Linked DNA regions of Mus musculus: region 2 is linked to region 1. The links are chromatin loops, found by intact Hi-C in ENCODE. Cell type or tissue: heart. All regions are shown on one strand. Each heading gives the region's core, and the rest is flanking DNA. Links, peaks and the distances in the headings are about the cores only. Region 1 has its middle 26 kb from the start of Adgrg5. Region 2 overlaps Katnb1 (katanin p80 (WD40-containing) subunit B 1).

Region 1 (9,889 bases), core at 871-8,870:
TTCGAGATAATGCAAAAGAATTCCACTTTTGAAGACACCCTTACTCTAAAAAGTTACTCGGTTATCTAAAATTCAAATTCAGCCTCCTGTCCCATATATCTATTTTTATGTTTGCTAAATCCAACCCTAATTAAAAAGTATTGGCTCAGGAGTCTTCATCTTTCAAATCACCCATCTTTCAAATCACCCCAACCGATACCAACTGAGCAGCCCCTCTGCCCGTCAAGTCAGCCCACTCTCAACCCACTCAGAATGTTCTTCCTCTTGCCAGCAGAAACCCCAAGCGGCCCCACTCAGAACCAGCCCCACTCTGGACAGAGCCTCCTTACAGGCCTCCCCGGAACCAGGAGGAAAGGTCCCTCCCTGCAGTCTCAGCCTGTTCTGTCCATAGCTTAAAGCATCCCACATCCTCTTCCTCCTCACTGCCAAACTACCAGTGGATGTTGGGAACATAGAGGACCTGACCTGTGACCTCTCTCCCGCCCAGTTCCCTTTCCTCCATCTTGCCATACCAAACCACTTTTCATTTCTCCTTCTCATCTTTGGGCTGGCCTTTTTTTTTTTTCCTGGAACCTCCCACCCTCTGTCCCTGATGTCTTTCATTTGTGGAATGATGGCTACATATCCTTAGCATCTTAGCATCTCAGCTTGGTACACCCTGACCCCCTCCAGCCTGGACAGAGGAGTCCCCGACCTCCAGTCTGAATGGGGCTTTCTTTCCACTCCCTTCCCCCATAGCAGAAGTTATTCCTCCGTCTTGCAACTAGCTGTCCCTGTCTGGCTCAGCCGCCAGACGGCGAGGGTTCTGGAGACAGGTGCTGTGTCTCATTTGCTCATTCATCTATCATATAATGGTTTTAACACTTATATTTTGGGCATTGCACTAGTTGCTAAGGATATATAAATGAACAAGTCATCACATTCTAGTGTGGGGGTGTCCTACAAGAAGCAGTTTAGCAAACGGATACAAAATATGACAGCTGGCACCATGGACTGTGAAGAAACACAAGGAGGTGAGAAGTGGGGGGCTGCAACCCTTGTTTTGCCAGAGGCTTTGGGCTTAAGGGAGCAGGAGAGGGTCGGTGAGCCGATCTGAACCGGTCATTGGTGGGATGGAGTTTCCTAAAGCAAGTTTCCCATGTGGACTTTAGGGGAGTCAGGGGTAGGGAGGATGGGAAGGAGAGTCTCCGCTGAGATTAAGCTCCCAGGAAGCTGATGTTGGGAAGCCCCTTGGTTAGGTGGAGGGGATTTGCTCTGTGAGTAAGGCCAAGCAAAAGGATTCCATAGCCATCTTCCCAAATCACGGGCGTGTGAGCCACCGTGAGGGGAGGGCCACCGTGAGGGGAGGGCCACAGAGAGGAAAAGGAGGCAACAGAACAGACACCAAGAGGCCACAGATGTTTAAAGGAATAAAAGCTGCAATGACATGATGTGTATATAAGTAAGATGAGTAAGGATGGGGTGGAAAGAGAGAGAGGGAGAGAGAGGCGGGGTGGAGAAGAGGGGGAGGAAGAGGAGGATGGGGAAGGAGAGAGATGTGGATGGAGAAGAGGAGGAGGAGGGAGAGGAAGAGGGAGAGAGGTGGGTTGGAGAAGAGGAGGAGAGGAAGAGGAGGAGGAGGAGGAAGGAGAAGAAGGGGAGGAGGGGAGGAAGAAGAGGGGGGCTGGAGAAGAGGAGAGAAGAGAGGAGGAGGGGAAGAAGAAGAGAGGTGGGATAGAGAAGAGGAGGAAGAGGAGGAGGGGAAGAGAGCAAAAGGGGAGAAAGGAGGGGAGGAGGGGGAGGAAAGAGCAGAAGGAGAAGAGGGGGAGGGGGAAGGGGGAGAAAGGGGGAGAAAAGGGGAGGAGGAGGGGGAAGAGGGAGGAGAGGAACCGCAGCAAACTGGAGCTTCTAGAAATGAAAGACCATTCTAAAATCTAAAATCCAACAAACAATCCACAGCCAAAATGAAGGGCAGAGCTAGGAGTTACTTACAAATCGACGAGAGACATGACATGGGAAGAGAAACAGAGGCATGGAGAGCAGAATCAGAAGAAGCTCACAATGAAATCCCAGGAGAAGAAGCTAAAAGCAACGAGACAGACACAGCAGTTACAGGTTTCCTCAAAGCAGACCCACAGAAGCAGGGAGAATGGCACCTCTCAAGGAGGATACAGGGAAATGGACCTGCCCTTTGCACCTCTGAGGGAAACTTCAGATGGAGAGAAGTGAGGGGGAAAGCCACGGAGAAAGGGCAGTGTGCTCCATGAGCATCTCCATCCATAGCCACGATGATAGGCTGGGAGACGGCAATGGGGTCCCCAAAGAGAGGGGAACAAAGAAACGTCAGCTAGAATTGCCTGCGGCAAACAGCCCTTTCATAAACTAAGACACAAAGGAAAATATGTTCCTTTTAACATTGAAAGGTAAATAAAAGCTGAGAGCAATCTAAAGGGATTTCAGAGTGTTCTTCAACAAAGAAAGTGATTCCAGAAGTTTACTCAGAGACCCAAAAAGGATTGGTGATCGTAGAAACAGTGGATGTACCAAGGCCCATTACAATCACATGTGTGAAACTGTGCTTTTGTTTGTTAAAGACAGTCAGATCTGAAATGTCAGAGAATAGAATGTAAGTCTCCAGGGGAAAGACAGTGCTACACAATGGTCAGAAGCCTCTATGTGCAGGGGTCACCAAGACAGCACATTCATGTCTGTGCTCTGGTCTGTGTAGGATTTAAACATGTCCTGCCAAAGCTCACATGCTAGAAGCCAGTGTGGATGCCGACAGAGAGAGGGCTAGTGGAAGGTAACACAGAGACCTGGCTTTGACATGGATTTATATGGCGTCCACAGAGCCCCAGTTGATTCCCAAGACAGTGGATTGTTTTGTTATGGTTGTTGTCTAACAATGATGCTCGAACTCGCTATGTACCCCAGGATGGCTTTGAACTCCTGATCCTCTTGCTTTCCTCTGAGTGCTAGGATCACAGGCTAGTGCCAGCACACACAGATGGATTATTGTCTGATCCTCATCTTTTCCTTTCCATCTTATGATGTGATTTCTTCTGTGCACGCTCCTGTCATTACCTTGAGGCTCTCAACAGAGGCTAGGTCAATGCAACCATCCAGTTCTGGATTTTCAGCTCCCAAACTAGGAGCTAAACGAATCTCTTTGTGTAAAATACCCAGACGCCTGTATTTTGTTATAACATGAAAAGTAGGCTAATACCACTAGATGCTGTTATTTAAATGTGCGTGTCAGGGGGCTGGAGAGATGGCTCAGTAGTTAGGAGCACTGGTTGAGCTTCCAGATGGACCAGGGTTCAATTCCCAGCACCCACGTGGCAGCTCACAACTGCCTGTAGTTTCAGTTTCAGGTGATCTGATATTCTCATGCAGATACACATGCAGGCAAAACATTAATACACATAAAATAAAAGGAAGTAAATCTTTAAATGTGCACGGCAAAGACTTCAAAGGTAACAGTTAAGGAAGTAAAACTCAAGTTTACACATTTCATTTTGGGGGAGGGAAAATGGTATAGGAAAGAAAAATAAATACAATGTAGTTTAAAATATTTATTATATTTTCTGTGTATGGCTGGTTTGCTTGCAATATGTTTGTGTACCACACAAGTGCTTGGTGCTTGTGGAGGCCAGAAAAAGGCCTCAGGTTCCCTGGAACTGAGTTATGGATAGTTGCTAGACACCATGTGGGTGCCAGGAATTGAACCTGGTCCTCTGCAAAAGCAGCAAGCGCTCTTAACCACTGAGCCTGCCCAAAGCTTAGTTTGCTTGTTTTTAAAGACAAGGAGAGAAAAAGAAGAAGAAAAAGTGAAACCAGGTGTGATGGCACACGCCTTTGATCCCAGCACTTGAGAAGGAGTGGCAGGTGACTCTCTTGGAGTTCTAGGCCAGCCTGGTCTACAGAGTGGGCTCTGATAGTGAGGTCCTGTTTCAAAACTCCTTAAACAAATGAGAAAAACAAACAAACAACAAAAGAAACCTCAGAGGGCTTGCGGTGGAAGAAGCAAATTAGCCCACTCACTAGCTCTAAGCCCTGGCATATGCTTGCCCCAGCTACTCTACTCCCAGGATGCCAGCAGGAGGCCCCACAGTCCCAAGACTTGGCCCTAGGAGCGCTGTTTGTGATTGCAGAAAGTGGGACACAGCCCATCTGCCCACAAAAGTGAGTGTGGCTAGATGAACTGTCCCCGCCACACAGGGAAGTATTATAGACATTATAGAGTGCTGATTAGCATAGGTCCACTTACTGTAGGGACGCATCTAAGATCAAAGTCCCAGAGAACACAGCCTAATACCCTTTAAACCAAGAAGAAATAAGTTTATGCTAAGTGAGCTATTCAGGCAAAGCAAGGCGGCAGCACAGCATTCTGGGTGGCAGAGGGGAGCCCTGGGAATTTGTGGTCTATTTGCTGGTGGAGATGGAGGCTGCTGCTTTTTCTTCCTTCCTGTCCCCACCCTTCTGCTCCCTCGGTTCTTTGATCCACACGGTGCTCAGGATCCTTATGTGTGGTGTGCAAACACTAGATTCCCATATTTTTGCTGAGTTTTTGAAATATGATAAAAGATAGCATGGAATAGAGAATTGTTATGACTTTTAAGGATTATTATTATTTTACACTAGGTGATTATGTGTGGGCATGTGCATGTGGGTGCAGTCTCCTCTGGAGGCCAGAAGAGGGCATCAGATCCATTACAGCTGGAGTTACATGAGTCGTGAACTGTCTGACATGCGCAATGGGAATCAACTCAGGTCTCCTGAAAAAGCAACCATTACTCTTTTTTGTTTGTTTTTGTTTTTTGTTTTTTGTTTGTCTAGACAGGGTTTCTCTGTATAGCCCTGGCTGTCCTGGAACTCACTTTGTAGACCAGGCTGGCCTCGAACTCAGAAATCTGCCTGCCTCTGCCTCCCAAGTGCTGGAATTAAAGGTGTGTGCCACCACGCCCGGCTCTGCAACCATTACTCTTAACTGCCGAGTCATTTTTTCAGTCCTAGGCATCTCTACTTTTAGAATTCAAGATCTTCCCTCAAAGAAAAACATTCTATGTATCAGATTGTCTATAAATATTTTATCAGCTCATTTGCTTTTCACGATAGACTTGTGAAATAATATGCATCAACTAACTCACAGGAGGAAACTGGAACTCTCAGAGCGGTAACGCGGCTTACCCGAGGTCCCACAGTTTCTTGCTGATGCTGAGACCCAAGCCTGACTCTGAATCCCTATTGGAATAGGGAGGGTGTGAGTGAGCCCCCAGGACAGCGATTCCCCTGGGGCTTGCCGGTATAGGCATGGATCCTACGAAAGCTGGGCTCAAATCTCGACTGCCACCTGCTTGCCTTGGCTTGGCAAGCCTCTGTGCCTCTCCGAGATTCTGCCTTCATATCTGCATCTGGCTGAGGCGTCAGAATGGTATGAAAGACCAGAGAGAGGAAGATGTGAGGCACCAGGCCCACTGACCCATTTGGTAAGCCTTTGGATTTGTCATCTAGACTGCTGGGCACCGGTCTCGACATTCCTGGCAGCTCTCTTCAGGCATCCTCTAACAGCTCTTAGCCAAGCGCATGTCCTTTGGGGTATGAGGGAACAATGGTACCAATGCAGTACCCTGCAGCTGCAGCACACTGTCTCGGAGCCTGCCTGCTTGGGTAGAGCCATCAGTCTACTCTGCAGCTCCATTACCACTGTCCAGCTGGCTGAGACTTTCCAGGACTGCAAAGGCCAGGCTCTGGAGTGGTTATTCTCATAGTGACCACCAGGGGTCAGTATTGGCCGTCTGCCTTTGTGTACCAGAAGCTGCTTAGGGCAAAGGAGAAGCACATTGCTGTCTGCCTGGTAGGGCATCTCTAACGAGGGTGCCCTTGGGGTTCTGGCTTGATGTGATTTCTGTTAAGGAAGGACAGTGGCTCTCTATTTGTTCTGATGCTTGTCCATTCTTTTATCCATTCATTTATCTATCTATCCGGCCATGACTCTGTTATTCTTCCATTAGCTCAGCTGCCCATTCATTTTCTACCCATCCATTGTCTCCCACTTACTATCCATCTACCCTCTCCCCCCCTCCATTTGTCTGTCCATCCTATGTGTGTCCGTCCTGTGAAGTTAAATACTCACTCATGGGTCCATCAGACACCTGTCCAATTGCCCCATCTCTGTCCGTCATACCGAGAGTACCTCTGCTGAGCCAGGCCCTGTTCAGCCATAGGGGACCCATGATGGAAGGAGACATGGAAATCAGAGGGGTTAGATGGCACAACCTGGGCAGTGGGAGAAACTGAAGGTCATTGTCTAAGGAGATCCTTTTTCCGTGTCCAGGAGTGCACCCCAGCAGTGAGTGGAACCAGCAGAGGGGCTGCAGAGAGGAGTGACAGACCCTGACTGGCTGTGAGCAGTCAGTCAGGAGATGCTAAGTGCCTCCCGCCCCCGCAGAGATGATTTTGAAGGAAGATGGCAGGCAGGGGCAGGACCAAGGTTTTGGGTGCCTTGAGGTTTATAGGTTGGCCCATGAAATTGATGGGGTCTGTGCTGGCTTGTCATATGTCAACTTGACACACAAACTAGAGTTATCTGAAAGGCGGAAGTTCACCTGAGGAAATGCCTCCATAAGATCCAGCTGTAAGACACTTTCTATTTTGTTTGTTTGTTTGTTTGTTTGTTTTTGAGACAGGGTTTCTCTGTGTAGCCCTGGCTGTTCTGGAACTCGCTTTGTAGATCAGGCTGGCCTCCAATCCACCCTGCCAGCCATTTTCTTAATTACTGATTGATTGAGGGAGGACACAGTCCTTTGTGACTTGCATTGCTGGGTTCTATAAGAGAGTAGGCAGAGCAAGCCAGGGGAAGCAAGCCAGTAAGCAGCACCCCTCCATGGCCTCTGCATCAGCTCCTGCCTCCTGGTTCTTGCCCTGTGTGAGTTCCTGTCCTGATGTGCTTCAGTGATGAACAGTGATGTAGAAGTATAAGCCAAATAAACCCTTTCCTCCCCAGCTTGCTTTTGGTCATGGTGTTTCATCACCGCAATAGAAGCCCTAACACAAGTTGAAACCCATATAGCAGGGTATTGTTGCAACAGACCTGACTATGTTTCAGGGAGGATTGTGGAAAGACTTTGCAACTTTGGGTCAGAAAAGCCATTATTGAGTGTTGAGGGCTCGCTCCGTGGGCTGTTCTGTGGGAGCTTGGAAGATAAGAGTGTTGAGGGCAATGTGGAGGATGGAAGTCTGGCTTGTGACGTTTCAGAGGGAAGACTAGAGACTCTTATCAGGACCATTTGCTATTTTGAATTGAGATTCTGTCGTTGGGATCAGCTGGGGCTGAAGAGTCTCAGCTATGGTTAAGAAGAGCCCAGCATCTTTGGAGGTAAAATCTGGGAAGTGTTTCCTCAGGGTCAGCACACAGAAGCTGTGCTCCTGAAAGTTGTCCCTCAAGCTGACAGCTGAGATACACTACTCTGGCACTGACAGAGATAGTCTAAGAGTCACCCAGATGGTACTGGTTTTAAAGACTTAAAGGGGCCATGGAGAGCAGCTGAGGCTTGGCCCTGTGAGAGGCCAGGAGCCACCATTGGTGAAGGTGCAGCCTCAGCAGCGGTTGATGGCAGGAATGAAGGAGCCTTGTGGAGAAGACACGTCTTGGCACTATGAAGATTGCCTAACAGAGGCTATTGGTGAAAGTGCAGCCCAGTTGAAGCAGAAGGCCCCAGCTTTTTGGAGATGCCAGTACCATGGGATGTCAGCACCAAGAACAGCATCAGCTGTGGAGTCGAGCCAGCTGGAGCCTGGAAGACAAGCTGTGTGTGCTGCAGAGGGCCGAACTGGAGAAGTGATCCAAGCTCACTGAGGAGCCCAGAAGATCGTGAGTGAAGCCCAGATAACTGGACATTGAGTTATTTATATTGTTGGAGTTTGGTTTTTCTTGGTTCAGATGTGGCTCTGCTCTGGGTCTTCCCTCTTGAAGAAGGTATTTAACTTAATTTTGATTTTTAAAGGATCCCAGCTGAAAGATTTTGAGCTTTTAAAAGAGATTTTTGGATTTTTAGAGAGATTGGATATTTTAAATAGACTGAAATTTTAATGTTTGAATTTGTAAAGTCTGTAGCACTTTTTTAAATTTTATTTATTTATTATGTAACTATATTGTGCTGTCTTCAGACACTCCAGAAGAGAACATCAGATCTCATTACGAATAGTTGTGAGCCACCATGTGGTTGCTGACATTTGAACTCAGGACCTTCGGAAGAGCAGTTGGTGCTCTTAACCACTGAGCCATTTCTCCAGCCTGTCTGTAGCACTTTTAAAGTTATTTAAGTTTTAATGTGAGACCTTGAGAATGAATAAGAAAGGAAAGGTGTGACTTAATGGTGATGTGTTTGAGTGTCAAGTTGACAAGGGGTCAGTTGTATGGCCTAGTCTTATGTCAGCTTGGCACTAACTAGAGTTATCTGAAAGGAAGGAACCTCAATTGAGAAGATGCCTTCTTAAGATCCCGCTGAAAGGCATTTTCTTAATTAGTGATTGATGGAGGAGAGCCCAGCCCATTGTGGCTGGAGACATTCCTGGGCTGGTGGTCCTGGGTTCTACAGGAAAGCAAGCTGAGCAAGTCAGGGAAAGCAAGTCAGTAAGTGGCACCCCTCCGTGGCCTCTGCATCAATTCCTGCCTCCAGCATCCTGCTCTGTTTGAGTTCCTGTCCTGCTCCTTTCAGTTGTAAACAGTGATGTGGAAGTGGAAGGTAAATGGACCCTTTCCTTCCAAACTTGCATTTTAGTCATGGTGTTTCATCACTGCAGTAGAAACCCTGATTAAAACAGGATCCCAGGAGAGAGAGGTAAACAAGTGTTGTGTATGGTGTTCTTTCTCTCCAGGGCAAATAATGACCTTACCCTAAGATGCATATATGTTCATCTATCTATCTATCTATCTATCTATCTATCTATCTATCTATCTATCTATCTATCTATCTATCTATCTATCTCTGTGTGTATGTATGTATATATGCATATATATGTATGTATATATATGTGTGTGTATGTGTGTGTGTGTGTGTGTGTGTGTGTGTGTGTGTGTGTATTCATGCTGATTTGCTCCCTTCATCCTATCCTCTTCAAGACCCTTTCAGAGAACTTCAGGAGCCCACTGACCAGCCAGAACGGTCTCCACCCAGAGCAAGCCTTAGTACCTGTCTCTTGCTCTAGAGCGGTTTCCCCTTGGAGAACTTCATGGTGAGTTTCTACCCAAAGGAGGAGATGTGTCAGGCACAGGGTTAGCACTCAGTGGAAAGTCCCTTTTCACCCAGTCCCTGATGAGGTCGCCAGTGAGGTGGTTGACTGCTGGGTTTAGGTTTGTCCCCGACAGAACCTAACTCAGCCCAGACTTATTGTGTCCTCAAGTCCTCTTTGTCACCACACAACTCTGACATCTCCATGGTAGGGTGCTGAGCCACACCCCTGCAAGAGGCTCAGCTAAGGCCTGCCTATGGAAGTGTGGGTGACTTGGGACAAAGCAGGTTAGTTGTGCAGAGTTGCCACCACTACAGATACTTCTTCTCTGGGTTTGCTACAGTCAAACACAGGACAGGAAATGGATATAAACTCAGATGTATCTCCTGTGAGGCTGTGCAGCTGGCTGAGACAGATGCAAAAACAGAATTCACTGTGATAAGTGATGGAGGGAGGGGGGCGCTTGGGAGCCAGGTCAGGGAAGAGAGCAATGACTAGGTCATTTCTGGCATTTTAATGCTGAGGCAGTGACAAGCAGTCACAACAGCCAACGTAAAACCAAAGGGTGAGGAGCAGAATCCACGTTACCCTCTCACTCAGGCTCACACTAAAGCCCTGTGGTGCCACAACCCTCCTGTAAGCATCCCGGAGCTACTGAACTCTGGACACCAAGAAC
Region 2 (9,889 bases), core at 736-8,735, 150 kb after region 1:
AGGAAGTAGGGATGGGGAGGTGCTATGGGATCCAGGCCCCTCTATCGAGCTTGGCTCTTTTCCTTCTCCTCAGGGGCACAGCCAGGCTGTGCGGTGTCTCCGGTTCAGCCCTGATGGGAAGTGGCTGGCGTCGGCAGCAGATGACCACACAGTGAAGGTAACTCCTGACGTGGGCTTGCAGGCTGTGCCCAGGGGTATCCTGAGCATACACAGACGGTGTCCCTGCTGACTGTGTTTATGTGACCCTAAACTTGAGAGTAGAGAGAGGCAGCTCGGGCCCTGCCTGGCTCTTACTCTTTCCACCCTTGCCTAGCTTTGGGATCTGACGGCTGGCAAGATGATGTCCGAGTTCCCGGGTCATACAGGGCCTGTCAATGTGGTGGAGTTTCACCCCAATGAATATCTCCTAGCTTCTGGCAGCTCCGACAGGTGAGGAGGTATCCTTTCATATGTCTGAAAGCCTATGTAGACTGAATTTAAACCAGGATTGGTTCCCGGTCCCATCCCTCCCTGGCTAGTGTCCTGCTCTGTACTGACCTGTTAGGATCCACACTCCCTGGTGGGGCACACTTCAGGGGAGACCCCTGGCAATTGAGGCTAGCTCTGGGGCAGGGCTGTTGGGCACAGCCTAGGTCATCTTCACCCTCTCCTCTGCATGCCAAGGGCCATCCCTGCCCCAGACATCACTCCTAGTGCCCCTACAGGGAGGGCCCTGGAGAGGCCCTGGCTAGCATGAGGGACTGGCTTCCTGTGGCCATCTTTGCAGGACAATCCGCTTCTGGGACCTGGAGAAGTTCCAGGTGGTGAGCTGCATTGAAGGGGAGCCCGGGCCCGTCAGGTACGGGTGCTCTTCCCTGCCTCTGCTCCTACTTCTGTCCTGGGCTCACCTGCTTTCTTGGTGTCGGGTACCAGCTAGGACTGACAGCCAACTCTCCCCTGGCCTAGGAGTGTCCTCTTCAACCCCGACGGCTGCTGCTTGTACAGCGGCTGCCAGGACTCGCTGCGTGTCTACGGCTGGGAACCTGAGCGCTGCTTTGATGTGGTCCTTGTCAACTGGGGCAAGGTGGCTGACCTGGCCATCTGCAATGACCAGCTGGTGAGGGTCAAGTCACCCACCCTCCACCCTCCCCCTCCCGCTCCTACCTAAGGAGCCCCTGGGGTCCAGTCCCACTCTACACCAACTCTGTCATGTCCCGCAGATAGGTGTGGCTTTCTCCCAGAGTAATGTCTCCTCTTATGTGGTGGACCTGACGAGAGTCACCAGGACGGGAACTGTGACCCAGGACCCTGTGCAGGCTAACCAGCCTCTGACACAACAGACCCCTAACCCTGGTGTCTCCCTCCGCCGCATCTATGAGCGGCCCAGCACGACATGCAGCAAGCCTCAGAGGTGGGTGCTGATGGCCCCGGCAGGGTGTATGTCCCAAGAAGGCACCTGGATACTCAGCCCTTGGCCTCTTTGCTTGTCTCTGCACCTGCTAGGGTAAAGCACAACTCAGAGAGCGAGCGGCGCAGCCCCAGCAGCGAAGATGACAGGGACGAGCGAGAGTCCCGGGCGGAGATCCAGAACGCGGAGGACTACAATGAGATTTTCCAGCCCAAGAACAGCATCAGTGAGACCACACCCCTCCCACCTCACAGCCTGGCACCTTGCTGTGCTGTACCCCCTAAACCTTACCCGCTGTCCACATTCTTGCACCAGGCTGAATTCTAAAACCAGAAACCTAGCTGGACACCTGTAGCAGAGGCGGCACCACTTGCTGGTGGCTCCTGCCAACCTTCTGCCCAGCTCTAAGCAGGCTATAGGTGTATATGGGCTCATGGAGCCAGGAGCATGTGCTGGGGACCACTCTCTAGCCATGTGTCTATCTTAAGACCTGAGCCACATACAGGGCCTCTTCCCAGAGAGCACATGGGAACCCAAGTGTCAGCCCCCTTTGCCTTGGCAGGTCGGACACCACCCCGGAGAAGTGAGCCCTTCCCAGCACCCCCAGAAGATGGTGAGTTGGGCAGTGCTGGCCTCTAAGGACCAAGCTTTGCCTCTCCTGGCCCAAACCCTGCCCTACCCAATTAGGTCTTGTCTCTATATTTACCTAAAAGTGCCTACCATGTATCTGACCCCAGGGACGGCCCTAGAGGCAGTGTAAGCAAGGCAGAGATAGGTGCTTCTTTGAAGCCCATGCCTGAATGCTTGGGAAAAAACATGCCCCTAGGGTGTATGCTACTGAGGACTGGGGTCTACCGCAGACGTGACGTGATGGGGACTCTGAGGTTTAAGGGCTGGTGAGCAGAGGGAGAGAAAAGCTGGGGTGGGGAGAAGTTAGACAGTCATCAGAACCCAGACCTGGAGCAAGAGCCAGGGAGCCAAGTTGGAGGCCAGACACAGTGACCCCTGGCCAGAAGTTTGGGACTGAAGAAATCCAGTCGGCTTTGGGATGCCAAAGAGTCTATCCTCCAAAGCATCTGTCTCCTGTCTGCCCTTGGGAACTCAGTCCCCCCTCTTTGTCTTTATGAGACTGACAATGTTTCCTGCTCACTGCCCACTCATCTGCCCGTTTTACATCCTGCACTCCTGATGGCAGGATTGTCTGGAAACTGTTGGGTCCCATCCACACACATCCAAGGACAGCTCCTGCCTCAGCTTGCCAGGACCCTCACCTGCTGATGGGCTCCCAGCCCCCTGGTCCCCTCTGTCCATCTGCTGGCACCTGCTTCCCTTTCATGTCATGCATTCCCATCCTGCCCTCTGACCTCTTTCCACCAGGTCCATGTAGGCTGGCATTGAGCCTTTCTTTTTACTCCTAGATGCAGCCACAGTGAAGGAGGTCTCAAAACCCAGCCCAGCCATGGATGTGCAGTTGCCGCAGTTGCCGGTGCCAAATGTACGTCTGAGCAGAGAGGGCACCCTGTGGGTCTGAGCCAGGGTTGGGACATTCCTGTCAGGAGCTGAGGGATGCTCAGCTGCTGTAGGCTCAGCCTCTGCTCCCTGCAGCTCGAGGTCCCAGCACGACCGTCAGTCATGACTTCCACTCCTGCACCCAAGGGTGAACCTGACATCATCCCTGCCACACGGAATGAGCCCATTGGCTTAAAGGCCTCGGACTTCTTGCCCGTGAGTGGGACCTGCCCAAGAGGTGGGGTTGAGGGCTGAAAGGAGAATGAATGTGCGATGTGCGCCTGTGCCAGCATCTGGGTACCATCCCCACAGGCCGTGAAGGTCCCCCAGCAGGCAGAGCTGGTGGACGAGGATGCCATGTCGCAGATACGCAAAGGCCACGACACCATGTTTGTGGTGCTCACCAGCCGCCACAAGAACCTGGACACTGTCCGAGCTGTATGGACTACAGGAGATATCAAGGTGAGGGGGACTCCGAAGCCACACGGTGGGGCCCTGGGGTAGGGCAACCTTGTGTTAGAGCAGCCAGCTTCCATCAGCTGAGCACTGACGTCAGGCTGCGCCTTGCCCTCCTGTTGGCACAGTTTGTTTCATGCCTCCAACCCTGCCCACTCCCATCCCATGCTGCCCTCTTAATGGACCTTGTCTGCAGACATCAGTGGACTCTGCAGTGGCCATCAATGACCTGTCTGTGGTAGTGGACCTCCTGAACATTGTCAATCAGAAAGCGTAAGTGGCCTCGAGGAGGAGGAGAATGGGGTGGTCGGGCCGGCTGCTGGCATCATACCCAGCTGTCTCTCTAGCTCCCTGTGGAAGCTGGACCTGTGCACCACAGTGCTGCCCCAGATCGAGAAACTGCTGCAGAGCAAGTATGAGAGGTAGGGAGTCCCTCCAAACCCTGCAGCTGTCAATGGAAATAGGTGTGTGTGTGTGTGCATATGCCCATCTGTGAAAGATCCCTCTCTTTTGTCCTCTCTGACCATCTGTGTATGACTCCATCCATCTTGTTCCTGAAGCTATGTCCAGACCGGGTGCACCTCCCTGAAGCTGATCCTGCAGCGGTTCCTACCCCTCATCACTGACATTTTGGCAGCCCCGCCCTCTGTGGGTGTGGACATCAGCCGAGAGGAGAGGTAAGGGGTAAGGTGTAGTTCTTAGCCTCATTTGTGCATGGCTGTGCCCAAACAGCTTACAGAGAACAGTGTCTGAGAGTGGCTCAGGATGCTGTATGTCAGAGCACGGGCTTTTTGTGTCCCTGCACACTGCCATGGCTTGGGGGATATTTTTGTGCTCTTAGGAGGGACTGGAGTGGTTAGGGGAGCATCCTGAGATGCTACCTCTTGACCTACAGGTTGCACAAGTGTCGACTCTGCTTCAAACAACTCAAGAGCATCAGTGGCCTCGTCAAGAGCAAGTCGGGTTTGAGTGGCCGCCATGGCAGTGCCTTCCGTGAGCTGCACCTACTCATGGCCAGTTTGGACTGAGGAGCACACGGTGGGAGCACCCGCAGCCCTCACACATACATACTTGCTGTATGCCTGTGGCCCACGAGCCTCAGCCTGGCCTCCATTCCTGCCCTGCTGGCCATCCTGGAGGCATGGTTGCCAGCCTGCTGACCACCTCCTCGGTTGTGGACTAAGCTCCTCTCCGGCAGCAGCTGCAGTCTTGCACAGCCCTTACTGCTCAGGGCAACTCCAGCCTCGGGGCTGCTGCTGTAAATTATCAGGCAGATTTATTAAATTTATAACTGTTCCTGACTTCCTTATGAGAGGAATATCCGCTGGCTCTCCCAGACACATTGTGGCCTGCCTAGAGGTCGCTGGAAGCAGAGACTGTCGTACTCCAGGCCCAGTGCAGCCTCCATCTGTGGCCAGCAGGGGCCAGCAGAGTGCCAGGCACGAAGCAAGGGGCTGCCTGGTCAGCTTGACTTGGGGAAATGGAACAGGTGAGGCCATAGATGTCACATCCCCCCCAATTGTCCTTGGGTAGATTGGCTAAGAGCCTGTCATAACTCTCCCTCTGACCTCTGGATGCCACCAGAGACTAGACCACGATGGTTGCATGACCTTGGAAGATTCTAGAGTGGTTTTCACAGGCCACAGGAAACTACTTTTATACTTGTGGCATCCCTGAGAGTCTGCGCTCCAGAACAGCCTGTTGATGCAGCCAGCAAGAAGGGAGGAGCCCTAGCAAGCCCTGTTCTCCAGGGCTGGGACCGGGGACCAGATACAAACGCATACATCAGGTCACTACTAGTTACAGTTCCAGACTGGGAGGAAAGGCTGGCACAGGATGAGCAGGTCTTTGAAGCCTAGTTTTCCTTCTGTAACATGAGGTGATACTGCAATGGGATGGAATGGTTATAGGGGCCCGCAAGGTGCTAGAAATGATATAAAAAGCATGGGGGACACAGTGTCTTCAGTGACAACTTGTGGAGTCTGCATGGTCAGCCAGCAACGGGAGCAACAGGGTACACAATGCCCACTCTCCATAGGGTCTCCCAGTACTGACGATTCAGATTGCACTTGTGTAAAAAGACATTCATTTTAATAAGTAAAAATGGCTAAGCTTCCAAAAGTTCTTAAATAGGATTTGGGGAGAGGAACATGTTGAGAATCAGTGGGCAGGGAGAGTGCCTGGTGTCAGGCAGATGAACAGAACCCAGCCCTTCCACACTGGCCTCTGCCAGCCATAAATATAGCCCAGACCTCTGACAGGGTGAGGACTTCTATATACACCTAGAACATTATATACATGCCCTGTGAGGGCTCCCCTCCTCAGGAGGGTAGATAGAGATGCTCTTGCTCTCCCTAACCCCCCAGCTGGTTCCTCAAGTCTTCTCAACTAGTAGAGAACAGTCCAGCCCAAGGGCCAGGTGGGGAGAGAGCCCACCCTCCCAGCAACGGCTAGACTCCCAAGCCTACCACCAGGCAGAGTGCCATCCCTGCCCTTCCAGAAGCCCCATGCTTGGGTGCCCAGAGCCACACAGAGACTCGCTTCCTTCTGAACATGTTTCTCATCTCTGAGGAGAGGCAGGGCGGGAGAGCCTCCATCTCCTGCATTCATGGTAGGTGGGTGTTACAGCAGGTCGCCAGGCCACAGGGCCTGGCAGCGTGGCACATCTTCACACAGGCACTGGCCTCAACTTCCCTGTAGAAAAAGTAGAAAAGGAGCGCTCAGCCTCTGGCCTCAGGAGGCTTGCCCTTAGCAGATGCAGGAGGCCAGCAGAAGCACATGGACAGGGCAGCAGAAGGCAGGACTGGCTCTGTACAAGAGCCCTGGCAGAGCCCTGAACCAACAGCAGGCAGCAGGTGGGCAGCCCCAGGCCGCTGACCCCCACTTACCTGGAGACTGCAGCCCCAGCTGTCAGGCTGAAATCAAAGTGATAGATGTCTCACTTGGGGAGGGATTGGCCCAGCTGCCACCACCCCCTTTGGACCCAGTGAGGGGCCAGGCCCCCTTTTCCACCGGGGATGTCTGGACTGCTTTGTGGAAGGTGGGTAGAATCAGGTACCAGAGGAGCCCCACCAAGGTGAGGGCTCCTATATACACAGTGTGGGCCTCAAGTCAGGAGCACATGCTAGGAGCCTCTAGGGCCAGGCCCTCTGTCCCTTTCCAGGGATTTAGTAAAGCTTTCTGACTCTTGCCCAAGGCAGGCAAGGGAAGGAGACGAGTTCTAAACATGGTTTTATGGAGTTGAGGATGGAACCCAGGGCTCCCATATGCTCAGTAGGCAGCTTCCCTTTGTGGGGTACATTCTCGCTATGTAACTTCCACTAGCCTGGACCTCACTGTGTAAACCATGCTAGTTCAGAGCGTGCTCCTTCTGCCTCTCCCTCTGTCTCCCAAATGCCAGGGGCACAAGGCACAAACTATCGTGCCCAACTACCCTTTCTAGATTGTTTGGAAACTACTGATCAGGTTGGCCTCAAATCTCCACTCCTCTTGTGTCAGCCTCCCGAGCAGCTGAGATTCCAGGCTGAAGCCGCTAGGCCTGGCTCCTAGGCTGCTTCCTCCCTCTTTATAAAACAGCTTATCCTTAGCTAGGAAAGGACAGCCTGGCTCCCTCCTGCCCTCCCATCCAGTCCACTTCTAGACAGGCTTACCTGACGGCTGCAGTTTCCTTCGGATGGAACCTGGGCGGCTACTGGTCCCAGAGCCAGGGGCAGAGTGGGCTCGTGCTGTAGGCTGTGGTGTCTGGCAAGCCGGCTCCCACTGTGAGCAGAGATGCCAGTGGGTGTGGGAGCCAAGGCTGCCCCAGCTCATTCATCTCCAACCACTCTGCTTCCCTTCTCTGACAGTGTTTGTTCATCTACAGAGGGGACTAATGACCCTGCCGCCCTGAGAAGTCACGGGACAGGAATTAAACATTGTCTACAATTTAAAATGCATCTACCATGGGCAACTGCTGGTCTCCAAGACAAAGATGGCTGAAGGGGTCACGGGCATACACCCTTAATCTCAGCAGTCAGGTCTCCTGAGTTTGAGGCTAGCCTGGTCTCCAAAGCAAGCTCTAGGCCGGTCAGCGCTACATAGTGAGACCGTCTCAAGAAAGCAGAAGCACGCCTGAGCTCTGGCCTCACCCACCTTTGTGGCAGCTTCTACTCTCACTACACCAGCCTGTCTGCCCTTTCCCTACTCGGTACCAGCCTGAGTCTCACTCATGGAAGCCTCTCCCCTCCTCCCCCACCCCATCCATCCCCCAGTACCTCCAGGTGCTCCTGGCTTGACCAGGAACCCAGCTCTGTGCGGCGGGACCCAGGGCCCAACTCCACAGAGCGAACCCTCTCAGCAAATCTGAGGGAGTACAGAGTCTCGCTGGTGTTCTTCTCCACTGGGGACACCTAGGGGACAGAGAGCTCATGGTACAGCACAGGAGGTAGCAGCATGGCCACCAGAGGGTGTTTCTGGTCAGGGGAGCCCACTGTGGGCAGTGAACATGGGGAGGAACTTGTGTACTAAAAGGGGATGTTGGTAGGGGTCTATGTGGGGGTAGGGGGAGCCAGCAGCCTGGGGAGGCTCTTGCTGAACCTCAGGCCCTCACCTGTACCACCATAAGGGTCTTGCTGTCACCACTGAGTGAGTCCTGCAGCAGGTAGGTGAGTTTGGAATTGCGGAAGGGCACATGGCCTTGTCGAGAACGCAGGGCAGCAATGACGTCCCCCAGGGCGGATAGTGACCTGTTGATGTGCTGTGCCTCTCGCAGGCGGTTGCCCTCAGCCCCCGACTTGCCCACACGCTCTGAACCAGCCAGGTCCACCAGGTTCAGCTTCCCTGCAGGCAGAGCAGAGGGTGGGTCAGCGCTGCCCCAAAGATACTGATGGAGGGCTTGACCAGAATGGCCACTGTGCATCTCTCACCCGTGGTGCGGAGGCCTGTGCTGCAATCCACACCTCTCACTGTCACGATGAGCAGAGCGTGGGAGCGGGAGCTGTGTTCGTTCAGGTTGGTGAACTCGGTGGTGCGGTTGTTGTAGCCAAACTCAAACACCTGGGGGCAAAGGCAGTGAGCGGGCTCCTTTGGGATGGGCAATGCCACCCTATGTGCTTTACCTGGATACTCAAGTTTCTTCAAGGTTTTTGTTATTATTGTTTGGTTTTAGGCAGAGGCAAGGTCATAGTGTGTATACCAAGCTGCCCTCTAGCTCAGAGATCTGCCTGCCTTTGCCTCTCAAATACTGGGATAAAAGGGTGGACAGCATCACATCTTGCTATCTTTTTAATTTTTTGTTTTGAGATCAGGTCTCTGTAGTCTTGTCTGGCCTGGAACTCACTATGTAGAACTCACTGATCTGGCAGAGATCCACCTGCCTCTGTCCAAGTGCTGACATTAAAGCTGTGTACACCCAGCCACATGAAAGCCTCTGAGGGTCTTGCTAGGTAGTCAGACTGGTTCCCGATTCACAATTCTCCTGACTTAGCTTTACAGGTGTGCTCCTATACCTGCCTTTCCTTTCAGATGAGGAGACAGGCTTGGAGAGGCCTGGGGACTCCCCTAAGCTGCATTGTCAGGTGGTGGCAAAGCCCACCTTGGACCTGGAGCCCAGTTCTGTCCACCAGAGCAGCTGTTGGTGAGCGGGGCCTCCAGCACTTCCCCAGGACACCTTACCTTGTTGATGTCATCCACGCTCTGCACCTGGAACTCAGTCAGCCCTGGCACATACAGTTGCCCACTGCCATCCGGGCACAGTCGGATCTCCAGCTTCTCCTGAGGCTCTTTCCCCAGCAGGTCCCTGGAGCGGCAAGCCAAGCGAGACATGACTTCTCCCCTCCCACTCTGGCCTCTGCTTGCCTTGCACCCAATCCCTAGTCTGGAATCTGCCCCTGCACCAATCCTGGACCACAGGACTTGCACTCAGCAGAGGGGAAACAGACTTCCACAGAAGTCCTAAGGACCACACAGCCCCTGACTGGGTAGGGGCCCCATCCCGACCCAGTTCAGCGCAGCCCACAACACAGAAAGGGGTCCCAGATAAGGGAGGACCACCTAACTCCTAACCCTGGGCAGATCCTCTTCCCAGCCTCACCTAGAACTTAGACTTGGAGACCAGAAAGCCCCACTACCAGCACTCCGAGCTCCAGCCCAGGCCCACCTGAGGACTTCATTGTAAATCTCAGCTGCGCTGACGGTGATGTTGTACTGCCAGTCAGACGCCTTCTCCTGCACCTCCGAGAAGAGCAGCTGCAGGGCCCGCTGGTTGATGCCCGGGTTCTCGGGAGTCCCCTGTTGGCAAAAGTAAAGGCCCAGTGGCCCCACAGATGCTCACACAATATCTGTCACCCCATGCCCTCAGGAACCCCTAACAGGTGAGCCTCTCCTGCTGGTCTGTCTGTCCTCCGAATATAGGCAAGTTTCCCCACCTTGAAGGTAGCATTTCCCTGCCAGGAAGTTAGTAAGCATGAAAGGAGCTCTGTGGGGTGAAGCCTGACACACTACCCCTGCGGAGGGAACACCAGGGCTTATTATGGTCTGCTGGGCCTCCTGGAAGGGGCA

The links. Hi-C counts contacts between places; a loop is a spot of excess contacts. Peaks named below come from ENCODE experiments on the same cell type or tissue, not always from the same donor. Only the 100,000 strongest peaks of a DNase experiment are listed, where the experiment ranks them.
Region 2: a loop joins it to region 1, with 6 times the contacts of the local background. A loop is called at or near these places in 8 of 42 quality-filtered maps.

Annotation. Positions count from the first base shown.
Region 1 is chr8:94,944,527-94,954,415 of GRCm38, forward strand. No RefSeq gene overlaps it. Among named protein-coding and RNA genes, the nearest start is that of Adgrg5, 26 kb to the left of the region's middle. In heart, for the core only: a CTCF peak has its summit at 4,684 (motif pointing right); a DNase peak (open chromatin) is centred at 5,755; H3K27me3 peaks cover 1,315 bases.
Region 2 is chr8:95,094,407-95,104,295 of GRCm38, forward strand. Katnb1 (katanin p80 (WD40-containing) subunit B 1) reads left to right here. Exons shown (of 20, transcript NM_028805.2): 7 at 74-157; 8 at 314-429; 9 at 767-838; 10 at 946-1,096; 11 at 1,200-1,390; 12 at 1,483-1,613; 13 at 1,950-2,000; 14 at 2,806-2,882; 15 at 2,993-3,112; 16 at 3,209-3,358; 17 at 3,549-3,625; 18 at 3,700-3,774; 19 at 3,913-4,029; 20 at 4,248-5,468. The coding sequence ends at 4,380. It overlaps Kifc3 (kinesin family member C3), which reads right to left. Exons shown (of 22, transcript NM_001372314.1): 15 at 9,489-9,619; 16 at 9,005-9,128; 17 at 8,257-8,386; 18 at 7,941-8,170; 19 at 7,606-7,740; 20 at 7,003-7,111; 21 at 6,241-6,267; 22 at 5,422-6,046. The coding sequence ends at 6,263. Among named protein-coding and RNA genes, the nearest start is that of Gm31224, 14 kb to the right of the region's middle. In heart, for the core only: a CTCF peak has its summit at 7,786 (motif pointing right); DNase peaks (open chromatin) are centred at 2,923, 4,495 and 4,755.